2 separate regions of the Homo sapiens genome follow, and region 2 is linked to region 1. The links are chromatin loops, found by intact Hi-C in ENCODE. Cell type or tissue: GM12878. All regions are shown on one strand. Links, peaks and the distances in the headings refer to the core of each region. The heading gives the core; the rest is flanking DNA. Region 1 overlaps SMYD3 (SET and MYND domain containing 3). Region 2 has its middle 360 kb from the start of SMYD3-AS1.

Region 1 (2,912 bases), core at 249-2,748:
GCAGCATATGACTTGAGATAGAAGGATAAAGAAACCAGAATGATTCTCTTCTTTCCTACCCCATCATCTGATCAATTCTGGACATTCCTTTCAACCCTGTGGCCATCTATTACAAGTTGAGTGCCTACTATGTGTCAGAGAATATGTTAGCTGCTGGGAAGACAGTTATGAAGAAGACGGGGTCTTTCCAGTTGTTCAACTTTTTTTGCTACTCATAAAGAGGATAAAAGAAAGAGAAAGAAGAGAAAGAATTCCAGTCTGTTAGGAAATATTATAAAATTACTCCAAAGTGGGGATGCAGAATTAAAATATACCAGAAGTAAAAAAGAGAAATGCTGATGTTCTATTTCATGATCAATAATAAAAACAGTAACAGCTTATATTTGTTGAATGCTTATTTTTTGCCATCCATATTGCTAGGATTTGTCTTACTTAATCCTTATCACAACGCTGTGAGGTAGGTACTGTAAATAAATCCATTTTAGAAATGGGAAAACTGAGGCTCAGGGAAGTTAAATTCCATGTCTACAATAAAATATCTCAAAGCAATGGAGTTGCCGCAGAAACCTACCTGCCTCCGATACCTGAACCCTTCCTTGCTATGCTATATTGCAGGAACTTGGCCCTAAACTGACACCTTGCCAACTTGGGATACGTGTTATTTCTAAAGATGAACTTTCAAAGTGGGTTAAAAGAGGGAGAAGGCCGGGCGCGGTGGCTCACGCCTGTAATCCCAGCACTTTGGGAGGCCGAGGCGGGTGGATCATGAGGTCAGGAGATGGAGACCATCCTGGCTAACAAGGTGAAACCCCGTCTCTACTAAAAATACAAAAAATTAGCCGGGCGCGGTGGCGGGCGCCTGTAGTCCCAGCTACTCGGGAGGCTGAGGCAGGAGAATGGCGTGAACCCGGGAGGCGGAGCTTGCAGTGAGCCGAGATCGCGCCACTGCAGTCCGCAATCCGGCCTGGGCGACAGAGCGAGACTCCGTCTCAAAAAAAAAAAAAAAAAAAAAAAAAAAAAGAGGGAGAAAAATGGTAAGACATATCTTCCTAACAGTTAGAAATGAACAGAGAAATGAGTCAGGATTGAGGACAGGGCTGAAGGTGTCTTCTGGGACCAGTCAAGAGTGGGGTGTGGTCAGGCTGCTGCTGCTCACTCCTCCTCCCACGCAGCACCCACAGGCTGCATGGTGCAACTGGGAGGCTTGCTGGAAAATGGCAAGTCCTGCTGCAGGCGGGCTACAGTGGGCAGCCCTCACCTCCACTCCTGGCCAAACTGACCAGGGCCACTCTCCTTACACAGAGACCATGCTGCTGACCAGGTCTCTCTGGGGCCATCAGCCTCAGGTCAGCAAAAGGTCTTACAAAAGTCAAGAAATTGCTTATGATTACAGCTCTGCAATGCAAACGCGTTTTTACCAACAAAGAAAAAAAAAAGGTTGGAGAGGAAGAAGAAGAGAGAAAAAGAAACATTTGGCCAAGGCCAGAAAGGGTCCACCGAAGTCAGCCTCCGAACTTCCGGTCCAATGTTGACACCTTGTTCACTGGTGACAACTCAGGACTGTACCCCAAATTACACAATGCTACTTGAGGGAAGCAGGCCTGGCAGCAGAGAGAGAATTACCGGCACACATTAGTGAGAGCAATCGCAGCCAACTCAAAACCGCACTCGAAAACGGCCTTGCATTCATGGACTGGTAGTTACTTCCTGGTTTCTAAGAAACCAAATAAAATTAAAACTCACCATTAATAACAAAACAACACTTTACAGTCCCCCCTTCCCTTTCAGAGACGCATCAAGTGACGGCACCTGATCAAAGCTGAATTATTAAAAGTCTATAGATTAATCCTGTAACTCTCAAGAGCCCAGAGTTTGTAATTTCCCAGGGAAAAAAAAAAAAAACAAAAAACAAAAAAACAGAAGCAATCTACACCGTGAAAAATTTAATTGCACTTTAATTACCAGTTAAGCTGAATAGCATGAGATATGGGTGCCTTTAATTTTTAATAGTCGTTATGATTCCAAGAGAATTTTAAAGGGAAATAATTTAATCTCTTGAGAGTATTCTCCTCTTCTGCCACTGCCAAAATCAAAATGAGGACAGAAAAAAATGTAAAGGGCGATTCAAATTCTTCCAGATCATAACCCAGGACGGCCCCCAGCAATAATAAACTGGCTGTTCCCAGGCAGCTGCACTGCACATTTTCATGATATGCTAATATAGAAATGGGTTTCCTGCAGTTGAGTTCTGGTACATTAAGCAGATAAACGCCCTTGGCTGGGGTGTTTCTTTTTTAAAATCAGATCTAAAGATGGCATACTTGTTTCTTTGTCTCTCAGAGCCTGGCACCAATATGGGCATGCATACCCCCACCTACGTAACACACATACACAAACCTGGGCACCCATATACACATACTCTTCCACATGCTGCCATGATGCCCCAAAACATCCTTTTGAAAGGAAAAAGGGAAGAGGGTAACACAATCACACAAGGCTCCAACAAAAATGGAAATCAGCAGGTCTGAGAATTCAAAAGGAAATAAGCGTAGCCTCCACTTTCACTTTATCTGAGAACCACCTGACTCAGGAAGGAGCTGGCCTCTTGAGAGCTGGTGCAGGAGGGAGCCGCCTGGACCGGGTGAGGCTGGCCACTTTCCCCTTTCTCAAGCACACACTGGCCTTCTCAACTTGCTGAGGCTCTTGAGGTTTGCCTGTTGTGCAGGTGTAGTTGTCTCCATTGAGGCTGCAGTGTGCCTCAGCCTCTTCTTGGGGATGCTGTCCCATCCCAGGACAGTGCTTTTTTTTGGAAATAAATTAGGTTGTGATTTCTTTTTTTTTTAGTTTTTATTTGTGAGACAGAGTCTCATTTTGTTGCCCAGGCTGGAGTGCAATGGCACGATCTCAGCTCA
Region 2 (2,912 bases), core at 303-2,802, 63 kb before region 1:
CCAAAGGAGCAACTAATGGCATCAAGTTACTGACGTGAAAAAAGCCTGCCGCTACAATGACTATGGATTAATGAAATAGCAGTCATGGAGGCTGGGGTGGCAATAAATCGCCAGCCACTGGTGACACGAATTTTAAATTTTGTTCTCCATCCCTTGCCCCCTTCTCCAAAATTATTTTGCTGTAAAGTTGTTTGGTAAATGTTTACCTTTGCTTAGATGTTTGCTTTCTATTAAAAGTTGATGCAGGCAGGGCCCCTAGCTCTTAGAAAACTGGAAGCGGGATGAGAGGGATTTAAAAGCCTATCATGCTTTCTCTAGGAGGCGTGAAGGCAAATCTCTTAATCCAGGATCATCACTGACTGATAAATTTCATTCAGAAAATTTGGCAAACACAAGGTTCTTTCAGTGAACGCTGCTCATCTGGCATGTAAGTTACTATTCCTACCTTCTGTTATGACTTTTTTCCTAATGAATTTAAAATGAGGAACCCGTACAATTCCCACCAGTGTTTTTGAAAGGTAGCAAGTCTATTTCTCATCTGATGAAGGGCCCCAGGGTATCCACTGATGGGCCACAGGGAGTCTCAGAATCTCTGATCCTAAAAGCAAACTGTTCATACGTACAGTTGGCCCTCTGTATCTGCAGGTCCCGCCATCTGTGGATTCAACTAATATTGGGTTGAAAATATTCAGAAAAACACTGCATTTGTATGGAACAGGTACAAACTTTTTCCTTGTCATTATTCCTTAAATGCAGTATAGCAACTATTTCCATGGCATTTACATTTTAGTAAGTATTACAAGCAATCTACAGATGATTTAAGGTACGCGAGGATGCGCATGGGTTATAAGCAAATACCACGCCATTTTATGTCGGGAACTTGAGCACCTGTGGATTTTGGTACCCAGGATGTCCTGGAGCCAATCCCTCATGGATACCAAGGGAAAACTGTATGGTTTTCTAGAAAGAAGGTCTTTAGATTCATCAAATTCACTAAATGTTCTGTAACATCAAAAACAAACAAACAAACAAACAAACAAACAAAAAAACAAAAACAAAAAACGTAAGGCTAACTATGGTGGACTGCAGTGATGGCTCCAGTTTCTTCCTCCCCAGGTGTCCACGCCCTTGCAATGGTGCTCTGCAGTCCCTCCTAATGAGGAGCCTGTACCCATCCCTTGATTCTGGGGTGGCCTTGAGATTGGCTGTGGTCCATGGGATACTAATATGATACAAGCAGAGTTGAAAAAGTATTTGTACACTGGGGCTTGCCTCCTTACAGTGCCCAGAACTCCACAGCCACGTGAACAAGGCTGGGCGAACTGATGAGCTACATGGCCCAGTCACCTCCACTTCCCAGCAGACCTACCAACCAGCAACCACATAGAGTGAGTGAGCCCACTGAGACCAGCATGCCTAGGCCAAACCAGAAGGACTGTCCAGCTCAAACTGCTGACTTACAATAACCTTAAAAAAAAGGTTATTTTAAGCAACTAAGTTCTGGGGTAGTTTGTTATGCGGTAAAGCTAACTGACTTGCTAGGTTGGGGAAGTTCTCCTGGATAATATCCTGAAGAGAGATTTCCAGCTTGGTTCCATTCTCCCTGTCACTTTCAGGTACACCAGTCAAACGTAGATGTGGTCTTTTCACATAGTCCCAAATTTCTTGGAGGCTTTGTTCATTTCTTTTCATTCTTTTTTCTCTAATTTTGTCTTCTTGCTTTATTTCATTAAGTCGATCTTCAATCTCTGATATCCTTTCTTCCACTTGATTGATTTGGCTACTGATACTTGTATATGCTCCACAAAGTTCTCGTGCTGTGTTTTTCAGCTCTATCAGGTCATTTATGTTCTTCTCTAAACTTGTTATTCTAGTTAGCAATTCATTGAACCTTTTTTCAAGGTTCTTAGCTTCCTTGCATTGGGTTAGAACATGCTCCTTTAGCTTGGAGGAGTTTGTTATTACCCACCTTCTGAAGCCTACTTCTGTCAATTTGTCAAACTCATTCTCCATCCAGTTTTGTTCCCTTGCTGGCGAGGAGTTGTGATCCTTTGGAGGAGAAGAGGCATTCTGGGTTTTGGAATTTTCAGCCTTTTTTTTTTGCTGGTTTCTCCCCATCTTCATGGATTTATCTACCTTTGGTCTCTAATGTTGGTGACCTTCAGATGGGGTCTCTGAGTGGACGTCCTTTTTGTTGATGTTGATGCTATTCCTTTCTGTTTGTTAGTTTTCCTTCTAACAGTCAGGCCCCTCTGCTGCAAGTCTGCTGGAGTTTGCTGAGGTCCTCTCCAGACCCGGTTTGCCTGGGTATCACCAGCGGAGGCTGCAGAACAGCAAAGATTGCTGCCTGTTCCTTCTTCTGGAAGGTTTGTCCCAGAAGGGCACCCACCAGATGCCAGCCAGAGCTCTCCGGTATGAGGTGTCTGTTGGCCCCTACTGGGAGGTGTCTCCTAGTCAGGATACACAGGGGTCAGGGACCCACTTGAGGAGGTAGTCTAACCCTTATCAGAGCTCGAATAGGCAAAAACTGGAAGCATTCCCTTTGAAAACCGGCACAAGACAAGGATGCCCTCTCTCGCCACTCCTATTCAACATAGTATTGGAAGTTCTGGCCAGGACAATCAGGCAAGAGAAAGAAATAAAGCGTATTCAAATAGGAAGAGAGGAAGTCAAATTGTCTGTGCTTGCAGATGACATGATTCTATATTTAGAAAACCCCACCATCTCAGCACCAAAATCTCCTTAAGCTGATAAGCAACTTCAGCAAAGTCTCAGGATACAAAATCAATGAGCAAAAATCACAAGCATTCCTATACACAAACAGAGAGCCGAATCATGAGTGAACTCCCATTCACAATTGCTACAAAGACAACAAAATACCTAGAAATACAACTTCCAAGGGATGTGAAGGA

What was found. A loop is a pair of places that touch in the nucleus more often than their neighbours do. Peaks named below come from ENCODE experiments on the same cell type or tissue, not always from the same donor. Only the 100,000 strongest peaks of a DNase experiment are listed, where the experiment ranks them.
Region 2: it touches region 1 in a loop (3-fold over the local background); 2 of 110 quality-filtered maps call a loop at or near these places.

What each region holds. Positions count from the first base shown.
Region 1 is chr1:245,805,926-245,808,837 of GRCh38, forward strand. All of the region lies in intron 10 of SMYD3 (SET and MYND domain containing 3), which reads right to left. Among named protein-coding and RNA genes, the nearest start is that of SMYD3-AS1, 300 kb to the right of the region's middle. RefSeq lists an enhancer at 1,328-1,487. In GM12878, for the core only: no CTCF peak of the experiment used is centred there; DNase peaks (open chromatin) are centred at 1,146, 1,616 and 2,476; H3K4me3 peaks cover 1,344 bases; H3K27ac peaks cover 1,517 bases.
Region 2 is chr1:245,743,249-245,746,160 of GRCh38, forward strand. No RefSeq gene overlaps it. Among named protein-coding and RNA genes, the nearest start is that of SMYD3-AS1, 360 kb to the right of the region's middle. In GM12878, for the core only: no CTCF peak of the experiment used is centred there; no DNase peak of the experiment used is centred there.